Regions from separate parts of the Homo sapiens genome. Here regions 1, 2, 3 and 5 are each linked to region 4. Evidence: chromatin contacts called from ENCODE Hi-C or POLR2A ChIA-PET data. All regions are on one chromosome and are shown on one strand. Each heading gives the region's core, a stretch centred on a gene start or an enhancer-like site at or near the end of the contact. The rest is flanking DNA. Distances are from core to core; before and after follow the strand shown.

Evidence for each region. Hi-C counts contacts between places; a loop is a spot of excess contacts on that map. ChIA-PET counts read pairs that join two places held with the same protein, here RNA polymerase II (POLR2A). Pooled maps may share reads with other maps.
Region 1: a pooled map shows a loop between it and region 4 (3-fold over the local background). The contact joins two enhancer-like sites. A Hi-C loop is called at or near these places in 3 of 37 single-sample maps with no recorded cell type and 1 of 50 pooled maps. POLR2A ChIA-PET finds 5 or more read pairs at or near these places in 1 of 52 experiments (K562).
Region 2: a loop to region 4 is called in a pooled map, with 4 times the contacts of the local background. The contact joins two enhancer-like sites. A Hi-C loop is called at or near these places in 2 of 37 single-sample maps with no recorded cell type and 3 of 50 pooled maps. POLR2A ChIA-PET finds 5 or more read pairs at or near these places in 1 of 52 experiments (H1).
Region 3: a map with no recorded cell type shows a loop between it and region 4 (4-fold over the local background). The contact joins the promoter of ERAP2 here to the enhancer-like site in region 4. A Hi-C loop is called at or near these places in 5 of 37 single-sample maps with no recorded cell type and 4 of 50 pooled maps.
Region 5: a loop to region 4 is called in a map with no recorded cell type, with 2.6 times the contacts of the local background. The contact joins two enhancer-like sites. A Hi-C loop is called at or near these places in 3 of 37 single-sample maps with no recorded cell type and 4 of 50 pooled maps.

What each region holds. Positions count from the first base shown.
Region 1 is chr5:96,895,708-96,899,904 of GRCh38, reverse strand. It overlaps ERAP2 (endoplasmic reticulum aminopeptidase 2), which reads right to left. Exons shown (of 19, transcript NM_022350.5): 8 at 3,401-3,532; 9 at 3,042-3,173. It also overlaps a transcript of ERAP1 not described here. Among named protein-coding and RNA genes, the nearest start is that of ERAP2, 21 kb to the right of the region's middle. RefSeq lists an enhancer at 2,720-2,779. Within about 2 kb of position 2,869, at least 8 of the 41 ENCODE cell types and tissues checked have a DNase peak (open chromatin) inside an H3K27ac peak, as active enhancers do.
Region 2 is chr5:95,020,245-95,024,813 of GRCh38, reverse strand. The region is part of intron 1 of MCTP1 (multiple C2 and transmembrane domain containing 1); the gene reads left to right. Among named protein-coding and RNA genes, the nearest start is that of MCTP1-AS1, 44 kb to the right of the region's middle. Within about 2 kb of position 1,318, at least 2 of the 41 ENCODE cell types and tissues checked have a DNase peak (open chromatin) inside an H3K27ac peak, as active enhancers do.
Region 3 is chr5:96,874,341-96,878,485 of GRCh38, reverse strand. It overlaps ERAP2 (endoplasmic reticulum aminopeptidase 2), which reads right to left and starts at 1,986. Exons shown (of 19, transcript NM_022350.5): 1 at 1,959-1,986. It also overlaps a transcript of ERAP1 not described here. RefSeq lists enhancers at 1,088-1,297, 1,668-1,877, 2,048-2,197, 2,218-2,347.
Region 4 is chr5:95,922,437-95,926,839 of GRCh38, reverse strand. The region is part of intron 2 of ELL2 (elongation factor for RNA polymerase II 2); the gene reads left to right. Among named protein-coding and RNA genes, the nearest start is that of ELL2, 37 kb to the left of the region's middle. RefSeq lists enhancers at 1,821-2,115, 2,597-2,736. Within about 2 kb of position 1,944, at least 6 of the 41 ENCODE cell types and tissues checked have a DNase peak (open chromatin) inside an H3K27ac peak, as active enhancers do.
Region 5 is chr5:95,068,578-95,072,826 of GRCh38, reverse strand. All of the region lies in intron 1 of MCTP1 (multiple C2 and transmembrane domain containing 1), which reads left to right. Among named protein-coding and RNA genes, the nearest start is that of MCTP1-AS1, 92 kb to the right of the region's middle. RefSeq lists an enhancer at 2,569-2,618. Within about 2 kb of position 2,771, at least 2 of the 41 ENCODE cell types and tissues checked have a DNase peak (open chromatin) inside an H3K27ac peak, as active enhancers do.

The DNA of each region.
Region 1 (4,197 bases), core at 1,620-4,119, 970 kb before region 4:
TAAAGTTTCCTTAAAAAGTTCAATAAAGTCATTAACCGTTCTAAGGAAGAATCAATTTGTTGAATTTTCTATCCAATTCTTCTCTTTCCCTTAAGAAAGGTCCTATTTTATTATTTCATGCTGCATGTTATGTATGCCCCTATTTAGCATGTAGGCAACTCTGTCTAGTACTGTTAACTCTCCCCTGACATATTACAAGTTCTTTGACAGTAGGGGAAACACCTTTGTTTACCAAGGTATTCCTACAGTGGCTATCACAACAGCATGTGATGAGTGTACAATATTTCGAACTAACTGGGAATAAAATAAGAATTAAGAAAAGTACCAACTTGGCAATTGACCCTTGAATAACCAGTACTTAAGGGCAACTGCAAATGAGAAAAAATGAAGAATGTGCTAAGGCTCTCAAATGCCTTTAAATGATCTTATGAAAAATAACAGCAACTAATTCTTCTCATTCTCAAGTTGCTATTGACATGTATTAGAATTGACTTTATGTGACACAATGGTGGGCAAGATATTTTCAGTAATTTATTATTTTAATACTACAGGGCCCTTTGGTGTCAGAAGAGAGTTGGTCAAAATCTAGGACCTTTAGGGGAAGATTGATGGGGGACTTTTCTTAAAACTAGGAACTAGCTGTGATATAATTGAATAACTATTGGACTTAGAAGACAAATTTTAAGTACTGATTTTCTCACTGACTTGGTGACTTTGGGCAAATCTGTCCCTTAGTATCAGTTTTCTCACTTATAAACACAGAGTAATGATGATTACTTTATCTTTTGAGATGATTATAAGCATGATGTGACAAAAAATAACACAGGAATTTACACTGCTGGCCTAAAATGATCTGGTAATTGCTGGCCAAATTTTCTTTTTAACTCCCACCCTCTACTGCCAGTATGCACACCAAATGATAGATTCTTCCGTGTTGGAGGGGAGCTAAACTGATGTCTACAAATATACATACATGCACACACACATGGCAAGGGAGAGGGAAATGGAGAGGGATGAGAGACAGAAGCAACACAATACTTGGTGCTGAGAAGCTTAAGCGGAAGCATGGAGAAAGTGTGTCTGGACCACTGACGGTGGGTGATGGAAATGGATAGTAAAGAGCATCTTTATATGTTTTTTGTTTGTTTGTTTGTTTTGTTTTGTTTTAAGACAGAGTCTCACTCTGTCACCAGGCTGGAGTCCAGTGGTGTGATCTCAGCTCATTGCAACTCCGCCTCCTGGATTCAAGTGATTCTCCTGCCTCAACCTCCCGAGTAGCTGGGATTACAGGTGATCCACCAGACCTGGCTAATTTTTTTTTTTTTTTTTTTTGTATTTTAGTAGAGATGGGTTTTCACCATGTTGGCCAGACTGACCTCAGGCAATTTGCCCACCTCGGTCTCCCAAAGTGATGGGATTACAAGCATGAGCCACCGCACCAGGCCTATAAGTATTTTTGTAAGTAAAAACTATGTATTTGAATATGTCTCAGGATTTTCAAGAAATGCAAGTAAAAAATAGGAGCTGTGAAATAATTTTTGATTGTTGGATTTTGTTTCTTTAACCACAAAATCACACATCAGTTGGACCATAAGTGTGCTTTATAAGGGCACAAAAATATCAAATGAGATAATCAACATGAAAGTGCTTTTTATTCTTTAACTTTGATTTTTTATTTATTATTAATTATTGTTATTATTATTATTATTGAGACAGAGTCTCACTCTGTCACCCAGGCTGGAGTGCAGTGGTGCAATCTCGGCTCACTGCAACCTCCAGCTCCTGGGTTCAAGTGATTCTCCTGCCTTAGCCTCACGAATAGCTGGGATTACAGGCAAGCACCACCATGCCAAGCTAATGTTTGTATTTCTAGTACAGACGGGGTTCCACGAATTGGCCAGGCTGGTCTCAAACTCCTGACCTGAAGTGATCTACCCACCTTGGTGTCCCAAAGTCTTGGGATTACAGGCGTGAGCCATTGTACCCGGCCATGAAAGTGTCTTTAAACTGTAAACTGCTGCAGAAATATTAAACAATATTATTACTGTCCCTGGGACACAAGTGCTTGTAAAAAAGAAAGGATCTCTTCTGTCTACAATGACTTAGGGTTCTTCTAATTACAGGTATGAGTTCTCTGGGTCTAATGGTTCTATAAAAAATTATTTTCTTTGCAGTTGGAAATTTTAAAATATTTTAATAATTATTAGAATCATCTGAATTAACTGAATTTTTCTGCTTTGCCTTTCCTATTATCTACATGAATCCCAAAGACAGACCATAAGTTCTTTAATCAATCATTAACTGCTTATTAATCACTATTATAAGATCAACATATGCTAGGTGCTATCACATTAAAAAAAGAATAGACACAATTTTTGTTCTTAAGCACATTATCATTATTGAACTAATAAAAACAATAAAAGAGGGTACTATTATGTGGAACAGATTATAAGTGCACTGCTAAGAATTTAGCAGACAGGCAAACGAATGAGGGCTGGAACAGTCTGTAAGGAGGAGGTGAAATCTCAGCTGGATCTTAAAAGTTGGGTGGCATTTGAATTGTTGGAAAGAAGAAAGGGCATTTCAGCTAGTAAAGGCACTAGAAATATAGGCACAATGATCTAGAGATTGAGCAAGATTTCTTCTTATAAGAGAGAAGATTAGTTTTGCTCAACAAATATATACACATTGGGGAATACAGTTGACAACCTTAAAATTTGCCAGAGATTAGGTGTTATATGGTAGAAATTACAACATTTTAAAGATTTTAGATCAAGGGAACATAAAAGTGTAGGATTAGTCGTAGAAGAGAAACCAAAGAAAGTCAGGTCAAATAGTGAGCCCCTGGGGCCACCCCAGCGTGACATCCTAGTGTGGTGTTAGAGGAAAAAGGGAAGTGCTGCCTTCTATAGACCATGACAACATAGCAAGCAGAATAAATATGGTTGACTGACAATATATAGCTATTTATAAACATTCACAATTATTCTGTTACTTTCTAGATTAAATAACAGTCTATCGTTACCCAACATATGACTTACATTTGACAGACTGCTCCACAAGTCATCATTCTTAGCATTTCTATAGCTGAACTTCTTTAAGTACTGAATTATTCCTTTCTGGAATTTCTCCTCACCCAGAAAATCCTTGAGCATATTCAAAATACAAGCTCCCTTTAAAAAAAAACAAAAGAGTTGAAAAAAGAGATAAAGAAAATGGTAGTATGGTATGTTTTTAAAGGAAGCTTAAATTTTACGGAACATGTGTGATGTCTGAAAAGTGAACAAATAAAAAGTGAAACAAGTAGCAGGAACTGGCACCAGTGACTTAAACTGCTGATTCTATAGTCATTATTACACTTCTGAAAGCAGAGCTTCCACCTGCACCTGATATTTACTACCTTGTTATAGGAAACTTCATCAAACATTTCCTGTATTTGAGTCGGGGTTTCCGCTGGTTTGGAGATAGGGCGGGATGAATTCAATGAATCTTTTGTAATTACTTCAAAACACACATTCAAAAAATAGTCATCCTAAACAGGGAGAAAAATGTTTAGTTTTAGTTTCTATTTGACACTGTAAAAGCAATAGAAAACATAGTAGGTTTAGTAAGATGTTCTTAGAGGTAAGATTTCAATCGATATTTCTTGGGAGATGTTTCTTTTCTTGTATGTATTCCCCTTTGGCCAAAGGGGAATACATCTTTTTAAAGTTTCTCTACTTTAAAAAGATACAAATCCAATATTCCTTCAGACATTGCCTGAATGTTTATCATGTACCAGCCCTTGAATACAGAAATAAAATAATGGTTTCCATTTAGTGAATACTTGTTACGTGCCTAGACCTATCATCTGCAATCCTGTCAACACCTCTGCAAGGGAGATATGGTATATGCATTTTACAAATAAGAATATATAAAGCTTTGGCATTAAGCCACAAATTCAGTACATACACAGTAACAAGAAGAGCCTAACTTTGAATCCATGTCTGTCTATAGTGTACTGGACTAAATATATATCCCAAAGACCTAATTAACCATTACTAACCACCTTGATATGCAAATTTGTGTAGTGTTCAGACCACTATATTCGTTTTTAAAAAAGACGTACCTGAAGAAATCCCTTCACACATTTTGGGGAAGCCAGCAGACCCTTTGGAAATTCTAGAAAAGTACACCCCCAATGATGTTGATTTCAGG
Region 2 (4,569 bases), core at 69-2,568, 900 kb after region 4:
GTTTTCTTAATTTCTTTTTCAGATAGTTTGTTGTTGGCATATGGAAATACCACTGGTTTTTGTAAGTTGATTTTGTCTCCTGCAACTTTAATGAATTCCATTATCAATTCTAACAGTTTGGGATGGCATTTAGGGGTGTGTGTGTGTGTGTGTGTGTGTGTGTGTATTTGAATGCCTTTCATTTCTTTCTCTTGCCTAATTGCCTTGGCTAGGACTTCTAGTACTACGTTGAATAGGGGTGTTGAAAGTGGGTATCCTTGTCTTGTTTCTGATCTTAGAGGAAAAGCCTTCAAATTTTCAGTGTTGAGCATGATGTTAGCTATGGACTTGTCATATATGGTGTTTACTGTGTTGAGAAACAGTCCTTATATAACTAATTTGTTGAGAGCTTTTATCACAAAAGAATGTTGAATTTTGTCAAATGCTTTTCATATATCCATTGAGATTATAAGGTGGTTTTTGGCCTTGATTCTTTGAATATGGTGAGCCACATTTATTGATATGCCATATCGTTTTTAGACTCTTATCTCACTCTTTATACAAAAATCAACTCAAAATGGATTAAAGACTTAAGCATAAGACCTGAAATTGTAAAACTACCAGAAGAAAAAAATCAAGGAAAGCTCTGTGACATTGGTCTTGGAAGTGATTTCTTTGATAAGACCCCAAAAGCAGAGGCAACAAAAGCAAAAATAGACAAATGGGATTGCATCAAATTGAAAAGCTTCTGCACAACAAAGAAAACAATTAACAGGGAAAAGACCATCCGTAGATTAGGACAAAATATTTGCAAGTCATACATCCAACAAGGAACTAGTGTCCAAAATAGACGAAGGCACTAAAAATAACTGCACAGATCATTAACTTCTTATAACTGCTAAATTCTGTGAAAGTGCCATTTTCTTGGTTACAAAAAGCAGACCACAAGAGCAGACAACTTAGATATATCATTCAGGATATTTAAAATTTCAGAGGTGAACCAAGTTTGTTTTAGAGCTTTTAATATATGTGAGCCTAGCACTTCAGATACATATTTCCTAAGATATCTTTATGTTTGGAAGCTTCATGAACACTTTTTTAAAGATACTTTACAATAAAGAAATACACATTTATTTCTAGCATCCCTCCATAATCAGCCTGCTGATTTTCTTCTTGGAACCACTATAGTGGGCCTGAAAGGAGATGTCTCTCTAGATCCACTAAAGTTCTTGATGTTCTTTTATGGAGTTGGGCGATCCCTGGAGCTGACAGAGTGGTGGCCTGGAGTTGCTTCTCCTCTCATTTCTGCTGTCTACCGTGGGTGTCACCATCCTCCCAGGAGCGCAGCTCAAACTTCTGTGTGACTCACCCACTGTTTCCCACATCTTGTCAGTTGGCAAATTCAGTTGATAGAATCTCTTCAAACTCTCAAATCCATCTTTTGTTTTTGTTACCACTGGTCAGATCAAGCTCTTGTGACTTAAACTGAACAGTTGTAAATCCTTTTAAATAATTTCTAGAACCATGGGATTTCTCTACTCTCATCCCTCTTACAGAGGGAAAAGGCCAGGGTTTTGCTCATTGCTGAAATCTAAGCATTTGGCCCAGAGCATAAAACATGTAAGGCAGTAAGTGTGTGTTCACTGGAGCCTGGTTCTATTGTTTCTGTCTTCAAAAGCCTGTGATGGTTTCATGTTGCCCACAGAGTGAAACCTCCTTAGCTGGGCCTCACTGTATATCAGTCTTCCTTTCCACCTTATTTCTCATACAATCTAGTGATGCGCTTTTTGATGATTGCTTACCATCGGGCTCATGTTGATTTTTTCTGATGCTCCCTCCTTCCAAATCTTCACTTGTCAAAGTCCTGCACATATTTTCAGACCCTGCTCCATGGTTATCTTTATGAGGCCTCCTGAGAGTCTTCTCCCATCATAATTGATCCACTGTCCTTCTCTCCCAATGACTTCATACCTTCAGTATATTACAGTCAGTCTTTTATTATAGCTCCTGAATGGACAGGGTTTCATTTTAAGTGCTAATTTTTATCAGTTGGTAATGGCTGCCTAGAGCACTGTATTGAGAAGGATTCTAAGGGTATACCTGGGTTCCTCAAACAGGGTGCCAAAGCAGATTGGATGCATTACATGAGTGTAGGAGAAGAGAGAGAACAAACTGCCCATGGATTCGCCAACTTTATTTAGATTCCCATTGATGTTTCTACTCAGCTGGATCAGGTGCTCGTAAAGATATCTTTCTATCCTTGTAGCCTCTAGCATAATTCATTTTCAATTTGAAGCTTAAATACTCTATTCCATGATTTTAAAGGTTCATAATTTAAAATGACAAATATGACATTTGAGATAGAATGTGGTAATGGAAAATAAAGATATAAAGTGCTAGTGAAATGGTCCTTGAAGACTGGGTAGAAAGACACGGGAAACAAGAAGGGAAGGCAGCCCTGGTCAAGAGTGAAGGACGAAGATACAAGTTTTTAAAGTGTAAGTTCTATTCTGTTAAGGAAAAATGATCCAGAATTTGTGGAAGAGAAGTGAAGGCTCAGTTTATAATGATAGGCTTCAGTTAGGTTGGTGCAAAAGTAATTGCATTGAAAGTAATGGTAGAAACCACAATTGCTTTTGCACCAACCTAATATATCATGGGAGCTATGAGTGCCTTCCTAAGAAGTACGGGTATACTCAAGTATGCTGACATATGATAGATGGTTTTGAACATAATCATGATTGTACATTAGAGTGAACAAATTCACAGTGCCAAGTAGAGTCTACTCTGGAAATATGAAGATGATTCAATGTTACAAAAATCTATCAACCAAAAATTCTGTATGATCTTATTAACATATGCTGAAAATCTATTGATAAAATTCAGCAGTGCTTTTTTTAAAGCACAAGTAAATTAAGAGAAGAAAAAGCCTAAGCTTCATAAACATCATGTTAAATTGTGAAATACTAAAAGGCATGCACATTATAATCAAATCTAATTCAGAAATGTTCACTGTTTTCACCATTTTTCACAGTCTTTAGAAGATAACACAATAAGATTTAAAAATAAATAATTGAAGTATTAGAAAATAAGAGTCAAAAAGGCATTATATACAGACAATATGATTTCTATACACAGACAACCCAAAATATGACTTGAAAAGTGACAGAATATAAAGTCAGTATACAAAATAATATTTGTCCATTATACTAGAAATAACCTTATCAGAATGGAAATGGAAAAGAATTATTCCTTTTACAATAGAAACAAAACCCATAAAATACCCAAGAATAAATTAAGCTAGATAGAGACGAAAGAAGAAAAATAAGATTGTATTGAAGGGCATACAACAGAACCTGAAATGATGGAAAGTTCTATTTTCCTTAAAGGAAAATACTTAATATCATGAAATTATAAATTATTCCTGTTAATCTAGAAACTCAATGCAGTTCAAATCAAAATTTTGTACTTTTTGTTTCATTTTTGGAAACTGACAATAGCTAACATTTATTGAGTGCTTACTATGTGCCAAGCACTATTTGTTTTTATTTTTTATTTTTTCACCCAGTAGTAAATAACAAACCAGCCAGGCAATATTTTAACATCTTATATGCGTTAATGCTCACAACCTGACAAGGAGGTAGTAGTATTAGTTTAGTCCCACTTTACAGGTAAGAAAATGGAAGCAAAAATCAGTTATGTAATTTCTCAAGCTCACACAATTAGTAAGTGGCAGGATTCGAACCTAGATGGTCTGGCTCAGCTAAACCAGCAAGCTATTTTGGCTTCATCAGGAAGAATACAAATGCGATAATAATCAAGAAGCTTTTGAAAAACAAGAAAGAAGGGAGCTACATATTCTAACAAATATTAGAATTTAAAGTCATTGTAATCACATGGTATAGTATTGACACAGAAGTAAGCAGATCATGGGGACTTCAGAAACAGATCCAACTGTATATGGGAACTTAATGTATTATAAAGGGAAAAAGGGCTTATTTAATGGGCAGTGTTACAATTCCAGGTGAGAACTAAGAAAACACATAGGTTCCTATTTCACGCAGTACACTTAAAATATATTTCACATGATTAGAAGATACATAAAACTTAAAAATTATAAAAGGAATTTTAAAATATATGAGAATCAATACATATTGCCATGATATGGAAAACATTATCAGGCAAGATAAGAAATACAGAAGTCATTAGAGGGGAAAAAAGGACAGCTTTAACTGCTTAATAGTTTCTATATGACCACATATACCATCTACAAAGATCAAAGAAACAAGATGACACTGGGAGGAAATATTTGCAATAGATTTGGTAGAGAAACTGTTCTATATGCCATTTTAAAAAAGACTAACAACACAGCAGAAAAGAGAACAAAGGATATAAATTAGAAGTTTGTAGAAGAGGAAATGACTACAGCAAATAAATATAAGTCCGGAGAAGTTATGTCTTAACTAAATGTTAAATTCTGAAACTGCAGAAGTGAAAAATCTAGTGTAGTTAAAATTATCTTTGGAAATTCCTTAACCTGCACATAAAGTATAATACATATTTGAAAATATAAAACCTGATACTCTACAA
Region 3 (4,145 bases), core at 737-3,236, 950 kb before region 4:
GTCTCTATTTTGTCTTCATAAGTCACAAAGAATATTCTATATATATATTCTATATTCTTTGGATACCAGATATTATTATTACTACGAATGGCATTGAACTTCACCTCTTTCAATAACATTATCTGAATGGCCTCATTTTATGGCTACTGGTGTAAAGGTTGCTGGTCAAGGTAGGTATTTATCCCCAGTTTATTTTCAATATGTCAAAAGCCATGGAAATAAATTTTGAGTTTATAATATTCTTACAGAATTTTTTTAAGGTTCGGTTCTTTTCCCTTTACACTACTTTTGAAAGCACAATTAAATCAAACTGAATTTACTACCTTTGTAAATAGAACTAAGTTTCTTTCTTTTTGAAGGGTAAAGCTACAACACATATAAAATTAGGACAAACAGCATAGTTAATTTGGGGGAATCAATTCTTACTGCCACCCTACCACCTGCCTCTACTTACTTCCTTACTGCTCCAACTCAAACCATGAAGGTTTTCTCTGCTACTTCTTCTTTTTATAATCCTTAACAAGTTCTGCAGCATTAATTATCCAAACAATTACTTCAATTTTTCAATTTGCAATATTAATGCAGGTGACAGGTATTGTTAAAGGAACAAAAATAAAATAATATTAAAGATACTTCTCCCTCTTTTTAAAAACAAGCATTAAATTACTGCTACAAATCTCAGTGTTCCAAGAACGTCTGATAAGTACACTCATAATTGGTCTATTAGCTTGAATTTTGGAGGGTTTAAAAAAAATGGAGTGGCTTATTATGTGGGTCTGAGGCTTTGGAATCAGAGTGCCCAGATTCCAACGCTAATTCCACCAACCTCACCTACGTGATCATGGGCAAAGTTTTTTACTTTTTGAGCTTCATTTATCTCAACCATAAAACAGTGTAATAATTATACCTTCCTCATGCTGGGATGATTAAATGAAATAATTCATGTGAAGAAGTTGGCACAGCACAGCATGGAGCATATAGGAAGTAAGTAATTAGTGTTGGATATGAAATTATTATTGAGGTTATAACTTGCATTCAATGGCCAAAATGAAGGAGTAGCTCGCCCCCACTTGTAGCAGACACTCCTAGAGATGTACTTGATTGATAAGAGTAGAGAGAAAAGCTTTACTCACACAGTCTTTAACTTTAGAACTAGTAAGGGTTGTAAAGGCCAGCTAGTACAAGTCCTTAGTGTTCAGATAAAGAAACAGGACCGGGCACAGTGACTCAGGTCTGTAATGCCAGCATTTTGGGAGGCCAAGGTGGGCAGATCACCTGAGGTCAGGAATTCGAGACCAGCCTCACCAACATGGTGAAACCCTACCTCTACTAAAAATACAAAAATTAGCCGGGCATGGTGGCACATGCCCGTAGTCCTAGCTACTCGGGAGGCTGAGGCACGAGAATCGCTTGAACCAGGGAGGTGGAAGTTGCAGTGAGCCGAGATCGTGCTGCTGCACTCCAGCCTGGGCGACAGAGCGAGGCTCTCTCTCAAAATAAATAAATAAATAAATACATAAATTAAATTAAATAAACAGATGAAGGAACAGGATGGTGACTTCTCAAAATCCACACAGGAAGTCTGAAACAGAATCAGGACTAAAACATAGCTCTTTGCCCTTTGGTCTGGTGGGCTTTCTATTATACTGCACTGTACCTTAAATAGCAATGCAGTGAACAAAACATCCTGGGATTGAAGAGGCAAGAATTGTCACAAACGCTTAGAAAAGACAAAAAGATCTCTGAAAGAGAGTCAGTGCAGCAGCGTCTTAGATCAAGTCCCAGCCTCAACTGCATACACTTTCTAATACAGCCGCGCCCAATTCACCCCAGTCCCCCAGAACCTTGCCTTAGATTACAAAACCTTCTCAACACAGCAGTTCTATACCTTCAGTTCATTATTCTTATTGAAAAAATCTAATTTTAAGACAAACCCAAGAGAAATGTTGATACGTTACCTTAAATCATGCTGCTGCAGATTTGACTGAAGGGGAATTTACTTTTGCTTTCACTTTCTGTTCTAAGATTCAGAACTTTGCATGCTTCCTGAGTACAGTAAGTACTAGCTGGTTCATTATCACGCAGGTGTGAATGGAGCTTAGGATAAGAGCTTTATTTCAAAAAGGACAAGAAACTTTTTGTAGAATGCACAAATAAGTGGCTTTGGAGTAGAAGCCAAACCATGGAAAGAAAGGATCGCCAGTGGCTGCCACTTCTGCTGTTATCACCTCCCTTCCCTTGTCCCCAGGGTAAAGCCTTCAGAACATAGTTTATGTTTTTTAGTGCCAAGTTGTTGTCTTAGGAATTGATCTTGAACTTCTCCTTGTGCTGCATCCTCAGTGCTATGAAATCTGACTTCTGCCCATCCACCCCACAAACGTAACTCCAAGCTTACCAAACACCTCCCGGGCAGCTTCTGTGATCTTTATCAGAGGTGATTATTCTCAGATTTTCCATGTCTGTAACCACCCTGTCTCCTTGGGCACGAGGGGACTGTATCTCATGCTCATCTCTTTGATCTCTCTTTATCTGCCTGTTTGAGTTGGGCTTCAACTTCCTCTCTGCTCTGAATACAGACCTTCCACAAAGATGAAACCTCTGGCCTTTGCTCTGCCCTCTCTTTATCCTTTCCAGTACCCAGATTTAGCATTTATCCCCATTCATCCCACATTGCTCCCATTGTGATCCCTCCTTCAAGGGTTCTGCTGCTGTAATTCCAACAGCCTGATGGACCAACAGTACATGGATGTCTAACCCTAACCTGAACCAGAACCCTGACAACTCAAATAGTGTTTTCTTTCCCCAGATAAACACCCTTTGCTTTATATGCTTCCAGCCTTCTTCCATTATCTAGGATTGAACCATATAGTTAGTTACTTTGATTCTGTCCCTCTCCAATTTGTTACCAAAGCCTGTTGATTTTTCCTTTTCTTTTCTTTTTTTTTTTTTTGAGATAGGGTCTCACTCTGTCACCCAGGTTGGAGTGCAGTGGTGCCATCCCAGCTCACTGCAGCCTTGACTTCCTGAGCTCAAATGATCCTCCCACCTCAGCCTCCCAAGTAGCTGGGGCTACAGGCATCCACCACTACACCCAGCTAATTTATTATTTTTTTTTTATAGATGAGGTCTTCCCATGTTGCTCAGGCTGGTCTCAAACTCCTAGGCTCAAGTGATCCTTCTGCCTCAGCCTCCCAAAGGATTGGGATTACAGGCATGAGACACCGCAACTGGCCTTTTTGAATCATTTTCAATCTCTTTCTATCCAACTAAGAAAAAATCCCACCGCTTATTAAAGTAGTCCAGGTCCTCATCCTTCCTCACAATGGCCTTCAATCATGTCTTCCCAGCTTCTCAAGCTCAGCTTCTTGCAGTTACTTGTACGATGCCACCAGATTAATCCTTTCAACTACTGCTCGACCATGCCTCCCCCACTGCTCAAGATCTTTCCTTGATTTCCCCATTTACAGAGGGGCAAGTCCTAGTGTGGGAACCATAGTGGCCTACTGGCAGCCTATATGCCAGCCTATAGTTGTTTTGTTTGAATCACAGTCTATTAAATGGCAATACATCCATACAATTTCTATTGTCAAGTGAAATATAACAAGCTTAGCTCTTATCATGTTGCAGACACTCTTCATAGACTTGTATCATGTGCCTTGTCCTGCTGTGGTTTGTGTTTGCAACCTATGTTTGGCCCAATAGCACATGTTGCCATGATTAGATCCTAGTTAAGTCTCAAGCTTTAATTTTTCCACCTTTCTACATTTTATTATTTCAACCTGAAAGAACAAGTCGATAAAGTAGAAGGGGCAGAAAGGAAGGCAGTAGCCTACACCTAAGGCCCGAAACATAAGACTGAATGGGGTCCCTCAGAGCTGCATTTCATGTAGTGAGAGGGGCACCACAGGAAGGGGGATGGCTGGAAGCCAGTGAGTGGGAAAAAGAAGGGGACAAAGACGACAAAGAAGAGGAGGCCCCAAGGGCTTATCTACGGACTCTAACTCTGCAGGGCGTGGGGGCAGGTAGAAGAGGTATAGGAGGCTGGGAGTATTTCTGTGATATTCCTTGTCACAAGATCCAGCCTAGCTGTGGGTATGTGGGCGAGTGCATGTGTGTTTTCAGAGCTCTCTCCTGCCCACTGGAAC
Region 4 (4,403 bases), core at 695-3,194:
TGTAATTAAAATTGGTTTTGAAATGTTGCCGTCGATGATATTTTCTCCAAAATGGTCATAAATTTAAAAGAATACATTAGGGATGAGAATGCAGTTCTCAGGAATTATTTTTCTAATAAGACTGTATCCTACAGAAATAAGAGAAATAGGAAATCTCAGTATTAGGCTGCTATACTCTTTAATCCAGAACTAGAAATTTTAATACTGGATCCAGGGGAACCATGTGAAAAATAACAGGGAAAGCAATTTCACCTTACTTTTTCCTTGCTTAATATACATCTTGCTAAAGAGGAACAATGGAAGGAAATAAATGGACTTATTTTTCCTGAATTATTTATTAATTATAATTCCTGAATTATTGTTATATGACCTGAATTTTGGGGATAACTGCCAATATTTCTCTTTGTGCTAGAAAAATTTGGCATTTTGCACTACTCTCTTCAGTAAAATAGCTATCATATGGAAATTTCAGACGGCTCTAATATGTGTTGGATCCTCTCTACCCTCTGCCCTTCCCTGTCAGTAGGAATATTTAGCTCTTATTGATTTCTCTAATACTTAACTTTTTCTATTGCCAGTGAAGGCTACCCTCCCCTTCCTACTCCTCCACCCTTCAGCATTGGTTTGCACATCTGGGCTGATGTGAGAGGCTTTTTTTTTTTTCTCCCCTCAACCCATAATGTTTGGGCCTAAAGTCATAACTGCAGGTCTAGTTTAAAAAATAGCACATGTGGCTTTCAGGTTGAGGTTTCTATTTTCTGTTCTGATTCTAGACTATTCTGTCCCTAAACTGTGGAGCCTGAATAGTACATGCAAATATATTTCTCTAGCTTAAAGTATATTTTCTAGATTTTAAGGAAGTCACAGAATCAAGAGTCTAGAAATAATTTGAGAACAACAGAGAATTCTAATGTTTAAATGTTTGCAGTAAGTTTGTATCTAAGCTAATATATAGTCTATATATAGTCAAATAATAGATTTTAGATAAAATTAAGAGATGGACTGGCTTCCTGGGATGCCGGAGGGGAGGTGGGTTCTGAGGCCATACAAATTGGGAAACTATTCAGTATGAAAAGACCCACAGCAAAGAAAGTTATTTTGTTTAACTTGGCATTTCCTAAATTTATTTGAGGAAAGAACCCCTCTTTCACATAAGGAAACTTTTCAGCATGCTTCAGAAATGCTGGTGGAAAGAAAGCAAACACTTCAGTTCTAGGCCTGGCTCAGGCATTAATCCACCTTTTCATTTAACAAATATGCATTGAGTGACTACTTTGTGCCACGCACCACTTGAGGTGCTGACAATATATTCAGGGAACACAACAGACAAAAGCCTCTGTCCTTGCAGAGCTTATATTCTAGTGAAGGGAGAAAGACTATAAACATAATATGTTAGTATTACAAGGTAATGAGTGTTTCAGACAGCCATGGAGCAGGCTCGGATTTGTAGTACAGGGGTTGTCAATCTAAGTATGACTCTAACTTGAACAAATCACTAAGCCTCATTGTCCCTAATCTATAAAAAAGAAATTATAGATGATCTTGGCCCGCTCAGCTATATGAGTCCACTTTAACACCAGGAATTGTCATGTCAAACCATGGTACTGCTGGTTCACTGAGCATTTACAATCACCTTATCAGAAAAGGTGTCTGTCAAACAAGAATTCTGTAAGTTTGAATGATTTGTAATCCCACAGAAGAACAAAACACTTAAATAAATGAAGAAAACCCTTGCTGGTTCTATTTTTAATCTAATGTATACCTCAATCCAATATTGAGTAGAAAGTATTTGACTCAAGGACAGGAAACCTGCAGTAAAGGTACCAACAGCTTTTCAGCAGATGTTAGCATTCACATATGAGAAAGTTGCAGCAGTGTGCACATTGTGCTTCTGCCCTAGATCCTTATGTAAATAGGACGTCCGTGACTTGATGTTGAAATGACCTTTCAGGCAGTATTCTGTTGCCACATGCCTGAGCTTGTATCCCAGAGTAATTAGACGTTTTGACTTACACATCTTGGTATACAGTGTTTATGCTAATTATAAATGTCTGAAAGTTTCCTGAAACTTTTTCTTTGTAGCTTTTTATCAAAGACAGACAGGAGGTTGGGAGGAGGGTTGTGGATTGTGGTCCTAAGCCTTTGATTTTCAGTCTCTCATTTTTGGAATGAAAATTAAAATCTGCTTTTCCAGTTGCCGAGACATGGTGGTATATTTTTATATTCTTCATCTTGAACAAGAAACTGTTTGGAATCACAGCATTTTAATACTTTTTAAATAATATTTTATTCTTAAGGCATTTAGCTAAAAATTCAAGATTGTGAGTCCCTAAATAAAAATTATTCCCAACTGACCTGTAGGAAAAGCTTAAAATACTAAAATTAAAATGGAGAAGTTTCTATCTCACAAAGGAATGGTCTTCCAATATTGTTTCAAAATCAGACCTCAAAACTTATTTCCTGTGGTGGTTACCTCAGTCCTCAAAGCTGACCCTAGGTCTACCAGTAGCAGTCAGTACATTTTCACTTCCTCCTCCTCGTATTTCATGAACCTGAAGGCTAGTTTTTAAGAAAATGCTTTATAACCATTTTGGAAAAAAGAACTGTGTAGATACACAATGGAATAGGCTCCTGCATATCAGAGGGGACTGACGCATATCCACAGGTTCCTCTGAAACTCTGCCTGAATGGCTCTAGATTAGACAAGGTCTCAGACCCACCCTAGCTCTGGCCTTCAACAGTCCCACAGGTTCTGGTCTGCTCTGAAGTTGCCATAGTTTAGTTCTAAAGCTTCCCTCTCACCAACCTGCCCTAATTGTCATATATTACCTGCTCTTTCCAATAAGTCTCCTGCTTTCCTGTCCATTGGCCAAATTGTTACACAGCCTTACCAGCCATAAACATAAGTGCTACCTTATATACCCATTTCATTCTTAAGAGTATACTTGGATATTGATACAATTAACTTTGTGTCTAATTAATACATCTTCAAGAAATTAGATGCACTAAGTCTACAAACCCTTTTGAAATTTTAAGGATGTAAAATTTGCCTGAAAACATCTTGCTCTTGAAAAGCTTCAGATTAGCTCAGACCATACCATCTGCATTGATGCTGCTCTGAAACTACCAAGAAAAGGCAATGTAGAACTCTGATTGGCCTGGGCTTAGCTCAGACCATACCATCTGCATTGATGCTGCTCTGAAACTACCAAGAAAAGGCAATGTAGAACTCTGATTGGCCTGGGCTCCATGTCCCTTTGTTCCCTAACCTCTAAGCTCCACTTCAGCTCCATAGCTGCAAAGAAACTCATGACGTGCATCAAGAGTCACCCTTTGGTCCCAAAGTGAACACTATTTGCCCTGATGCCTGCCCCTGCCGTGTCTGCGTACTGCTCAAATATACCCATAGTGTTACACGCAGGTAGGAGAGACTGTTGAGAAGTTCTGCTATCAGAGGTGAGGACAGAGGTGGTTTGTTACTGATCTTTAGCAGTCTGAGAATCTTATCATTGTGTGTGGCATATGATAAGAACAAGGAAAAATGGTAGGGATTGAAAGCACTCTGCAGATAAGTTACTCTGTATTTCTTTTTTTTTTTTCACTTTATTTTTTATTTTTATAGACACAGGGTCTCATTGTGTTGCCCGGGCTGGTCTCGAACTCCCAGGCTCAAGTGATCCTCCCACCTCAGCCTCCCAAAGTGCTGGGATAACAAGTGTAAGTCACCACACCCAGCCTCTGATTTCTTTTCTAAGGGGATGACCTATTTCTGTTTATAATCCAAAATTTATCAGCCTTGGCCCTACTGATATTTTGTACTGCGTAATTGGAGGGAATGTCCTGTGCAGTGTAGGGTGTTTGGCAGTATCTCTGGCCTCCCACTACATGCCAATAGCACCCTCCCAGACCAAATGTCCTCTGGGGGACAAAATTGCCCCTTGTTAAGAACCACTGTTTTAATCTATGTGTAACACAAATTTCAAAACACTTTGGTGAGTACATAGCATGGATTATGATTTTTTAAAAACTTTGTTTCTTTTTAAGCTGATTCTATTCTAGTCATGGTCATATTTTTTAAATCTGTAGCTTTTTTCCTACTGAAGAGACTTTTAAAAAACAAGAATATGAAAGTCTTCTGTGTCCACCATCAGGCCAAACTATAATGCTTTAAGAGAAAAAAATGCATAGAAAGATAATTATTTTACCTTAAAAAGCATAAATGTTACTTAAGAAGTTAGGATTGGGTGGTTTGGAGGATGAGAAAGGAAAAAGCTACATTTAAGTAACAAAGGTTTGTTAAGAGCTTTCTGTAACACTCTGTTTAGTGGACATTTGAACTAAAGGACTCCAGCCATGAAGTTAAAAGTTTTCACTAAAAGAACACTGCACATTTGCAGAATTTG
Region 5 (4,249 bases), core at 1,522-4,021, 850 kb after region 4:
TTGCAGTGAGCCGAGATCTCGCCATTGCACTCCAGCCTGGGCGACAGAGCGAGACTCCATCTCAAAAAAAAAAAAAAAAAAAAAAATAGTTGCTAAGCAGAGTCCAAATTTGGAGCTAGAACAGTTGAGGTTGAATCTAGCTCCAAACATATATTGTGACTTTGAGAATATTATTTGACATCTATGGGCTTTAGTTTCCTCCTCCTAACATGAGAATGAAAACATCTTCTTTGGAGCTAGTAACCATAGGTCTAGATGCAGAGTATAATATTGGCCCCTTTGTGCTGCAATATTTTCACATGATCAATGCACAAGCCTTTTTCACATGATCATAATTCAAGCCAACACTAGTGTAATGTCTGTAGAGCCATCAATTCATGTGAGACAGTCTTTGGCAAAAATTGAAAAAGCTTGTACTATGTAGGGTGAATGTTACAAGTAGAGTGATTTATTGGAGTCTTTACAAGCTCTTGTTTGCTCTTGTTTATATTCCCCCAGCCTTATGTAATTTGTTTTGTTTAGTGTTTATCCAATTAGGGTTAAGAGGGTAGGACTTACTGTACTCCAGAACCAACAGAATGCTTCTTGATCCTGATTTTACTGGAATACAGGAGCAGCTTGTCAAACTCTCTGGATAGGAGGTGGGGTACATTGGTTCTTCCAGAACCAAAGCCAAATATGCTTTAGCATCAATTTGCCAACAAACCTCCAATCACACACACACACACACACACACACACACACAGGAAAATTGGCATTGTTTCATATTAGAATCTGAGAAATCTAATAGTTAAGAAACCTGTACATCACAGCTAAACTTGTTTACTCTAAAGGAAAATTTATTTTTCTCATGGATCTATTAAAATTCCTCTAGATGGACTTTTACATGTATATATTTCTACCTGTTGTTTACTTGGAAGCCTAGCAGAGAAGTAAAATATATCACTCACCTCTAGCATATGATTGCCAGATTTTAACAAAAATCTAGTCAGTGGTAAGTTGTATTTAAGACAATCTCATTCATGTGAGTATGAGTGCCATTCTGGTTCTTAGATACATTAGTCTGTGCAGTGGCCACAGTTTCACAGAGTGAAACTTTCAATCTACAACATCTCTATGTTTACATGCAATACACTGGTTATTTCACTGCATTTCCCCACTTGCATTCAGGGATACAGAAATATTTTTAAGAGCTTGTGCCCCCAGAAACTATGGAGGAGAAATGGACACAATGTTTGTTAACAAATCATCATGAATATCACTCATATCAAATTATAAGCTATACTGAGGGACATCAGTAAAAGTAGAATATTATATAGAGAATAAAAGGGGAAGTTAACTTATATTTATAGGCTCAGAGAAGTCCTCTGTGAGAAAGTGACTTTTAAGCTGAGACCAAGGATATGTAGAGTTACTTTTTGTTTCCCCGCTGTTTGAAAGTTTGTGAGGATTAGAGAAAATGTATGTAAAGTACCCAGCACAGCATCTGGCAGCACCAAAATTCTCCAGAAGATTCTGATCCAGCCTGTCTCCTAATCAGTGACTACGAAGCCAGCGGGTACCTCAGACAGACGCTCTTGGGCTGCACGTGCTGCCTCAGGCTCCGGATCTGGTGTCATAGGTATGCCCAGGTTAGCTGAGGATCCCTGTGGCTACAGCCTTCCTGGTTAGCCTTCACAGTTAGCCTTCACAAGTATGCTCTGTATGTGAATTGCTGCTCAGATGTGCTTTGTTCAACATTTCTCTCCAGGGATGAACACCCTTCCTCTCGCTTCCCCTTTGTTCCAGTCCATTTGGCTTGGCTCTGATTTCCTGCCTCCTCATCTTGGGAACAGGTTCATCCCATGGTACCCTAATCCCACGGAACTTCCCTTGAACCAATACATTGCCACCTCCCCACTGAGAGATGCCAGACTCTTCTCCCAACTCTCCCAACCACCTTAACCAAGTCAGCCCCTCCCACATAGTCCCTAGTTAAGATCAGAATGAGCTTTATCTGCTTCTTAAACTTTGTTGTTCCTACCTCTGCAATCCCTCTTAGGCTATGGAACTACTGCGGGATGAATTCACCAAGCCGCAGCTGGGACTGCCTTTGTACTCCTCTCTCTAGACAGTCTGCCCCAGTCTCACACATGGCCAAAGTCTGGTAGGTAGTTGCTGAGTTCCTGAGTGTTGCTCTCTGGGCCAAGGCAGTACAGGGCAACTTCCCAAGGCAGAGCAGACAGGAGTAGTGCTTGGATTTGGATCAGACCACACTGGGCTTTGCTGAGAGGAACTGGGCCAGCATACAGAATGGTTTTTAATGGACTGGGTTTGAAACAGTTCTCAGAGTGTTGAGAGCAATTATGAAGGAATCAGAGTGGCTGTGGAAGCTGAGAGGTTTGGAGGTCCCTAAAGGTATCCCCCAATCTGTACTGCAGAATTGGAACCCCGTTGACAAGAAGAGAACTAGAGGAGGCTGGAGCAGGTGTTGCACTCAAGTGCAAGGTGTTGCACTCAGCAGTGCTGAGGCTGCAGAAAGCAGGGACACTGCCAGCAGCAACACTGCAGCTCCTGCTCCTTCCTCAGAGGGTGAGAGGCAAGCTGGGCTCAGGGTAGCCTGACTGCAGATGTGGCCTGGGACTTTGGCCTAGTAGGCCTTCCATGGACCTGGTGCTGATAGATGGGTAAGGAGAGAACCTAGATAACAACACAACAGAGTGCCTTGACAAGGGCGGGAAAATTCCAGACTCCACCACAAACAGGAAGATAGTTCTTCCCCTATTGTGGTTTCTAAAGTTTGTAATTTCCAAGCTGCTGGCAGCACTTACAGAAAGGGAGGGTCGGCCGGGCACGATGGCTCTCGCTTGTAATCCCAGCACTTTGGGAGGCTGAGGTGGGTGGATCACAAGGTCAGGAGATCAAGACCATCCTGGCTAACACGGTGAAACCCCATCTCTACTAAAAATAAAAATAAAAAAAATAGCCGGGCGTGGTAGTGGGTGCCTGTAGTCCCAGCTACTCAGGAGGCTGAGGCAGGAGAATAGCTTGAACCCGGGAGGCAGAGCTTGCAGTGAGCAGAGATTGCACCACTGCACTCCAGCCTGGGCGACAAAGCAAGACTTTGTCTCAAAAAAAAAAAAAAAAGGGCAGAAGGGTCATTTGTTTTTGTGTCTGAAGCACCCCAACTTGACATCCCTGTGAGCCTAAGGACAAGGAGCTCAAAGAAGAGTGTGCTCTGAGAACGGGTGCCTTCGTTATACTTGTATGCTTTCTATTTTCACACACATACATAGACAAGCATATCAGATTCTGCACCCTTGCGGGTAAGTCACCTGGCCTGTGTCATCAAAATGTAGCATATTTCTGTACACTGTATGTTATTCTGAAAAAAAAAAAAAATGCTATGCTCCCAAAGGCTGGGTTGACAAAGGAAAGGTGCTTGTAAGCAGTTACTTTATTATGTTTGAATTACTTTATTATGTTTGATACAATAAACTTGGCTTCTGTCATGAAAGACCCCAATGAAAACTGTCATCTGCAAAGTTAGGAGTACGTACAAATGTTTATGCTATGTAGATAGTTTATGGTCAATTTCACTCATCACTGTTTCCACTCCCTGACTTACCAATAATTTGACAGTCCTTGCAGCTGCATTGTAACTCACCATCACCCCACCCTTTGTTTCTGAGCAGTCATAGTGGGTGAGGAGAAAAATAGGGCACATTTGAGAGAAAATATGTGGCTCTACAAAAGACAAGCACATTTCTTTGGCTGTCATAATTAGCTATAAAAATTAAGATTGAGAACATCTGTTTTAATTACGTATGTAGCACAGGCTGTTCTGTTGTTTCACAGCTTCTCTCAGGAAAGGAAAAAAAAAAAAAAAAAGATACCTGCTCACAATCTTCCCCTGGAACTAAGCCTAATTCGCTTTTAGCTATAAAAAACTACTATTGATATTAAATAATGTCCCTAGGTACAATATTACGTAAAATTTTTATAATTTCTTTGGCAGACCCTGTATGGTAAGATTGGAAAGGACAGACTAAATGCAGTAAACGTAAGTTTCAAAGTGGAAATGACTGACAAAGTGTGTTAGCTCGGTGTTTAATTAGGCATAAAAGCTTTATTTTTTGACCGAATTGTGAAAACCATAGTAATGCAAACCGACATGGAGAAAGCTACTGGGAACAGCAAAGGAAATGGAAGTGAACTAAGTAGAAAACAGATCCCGGCCAATCAGGTCCTTGACAGCTTAAAACATTTA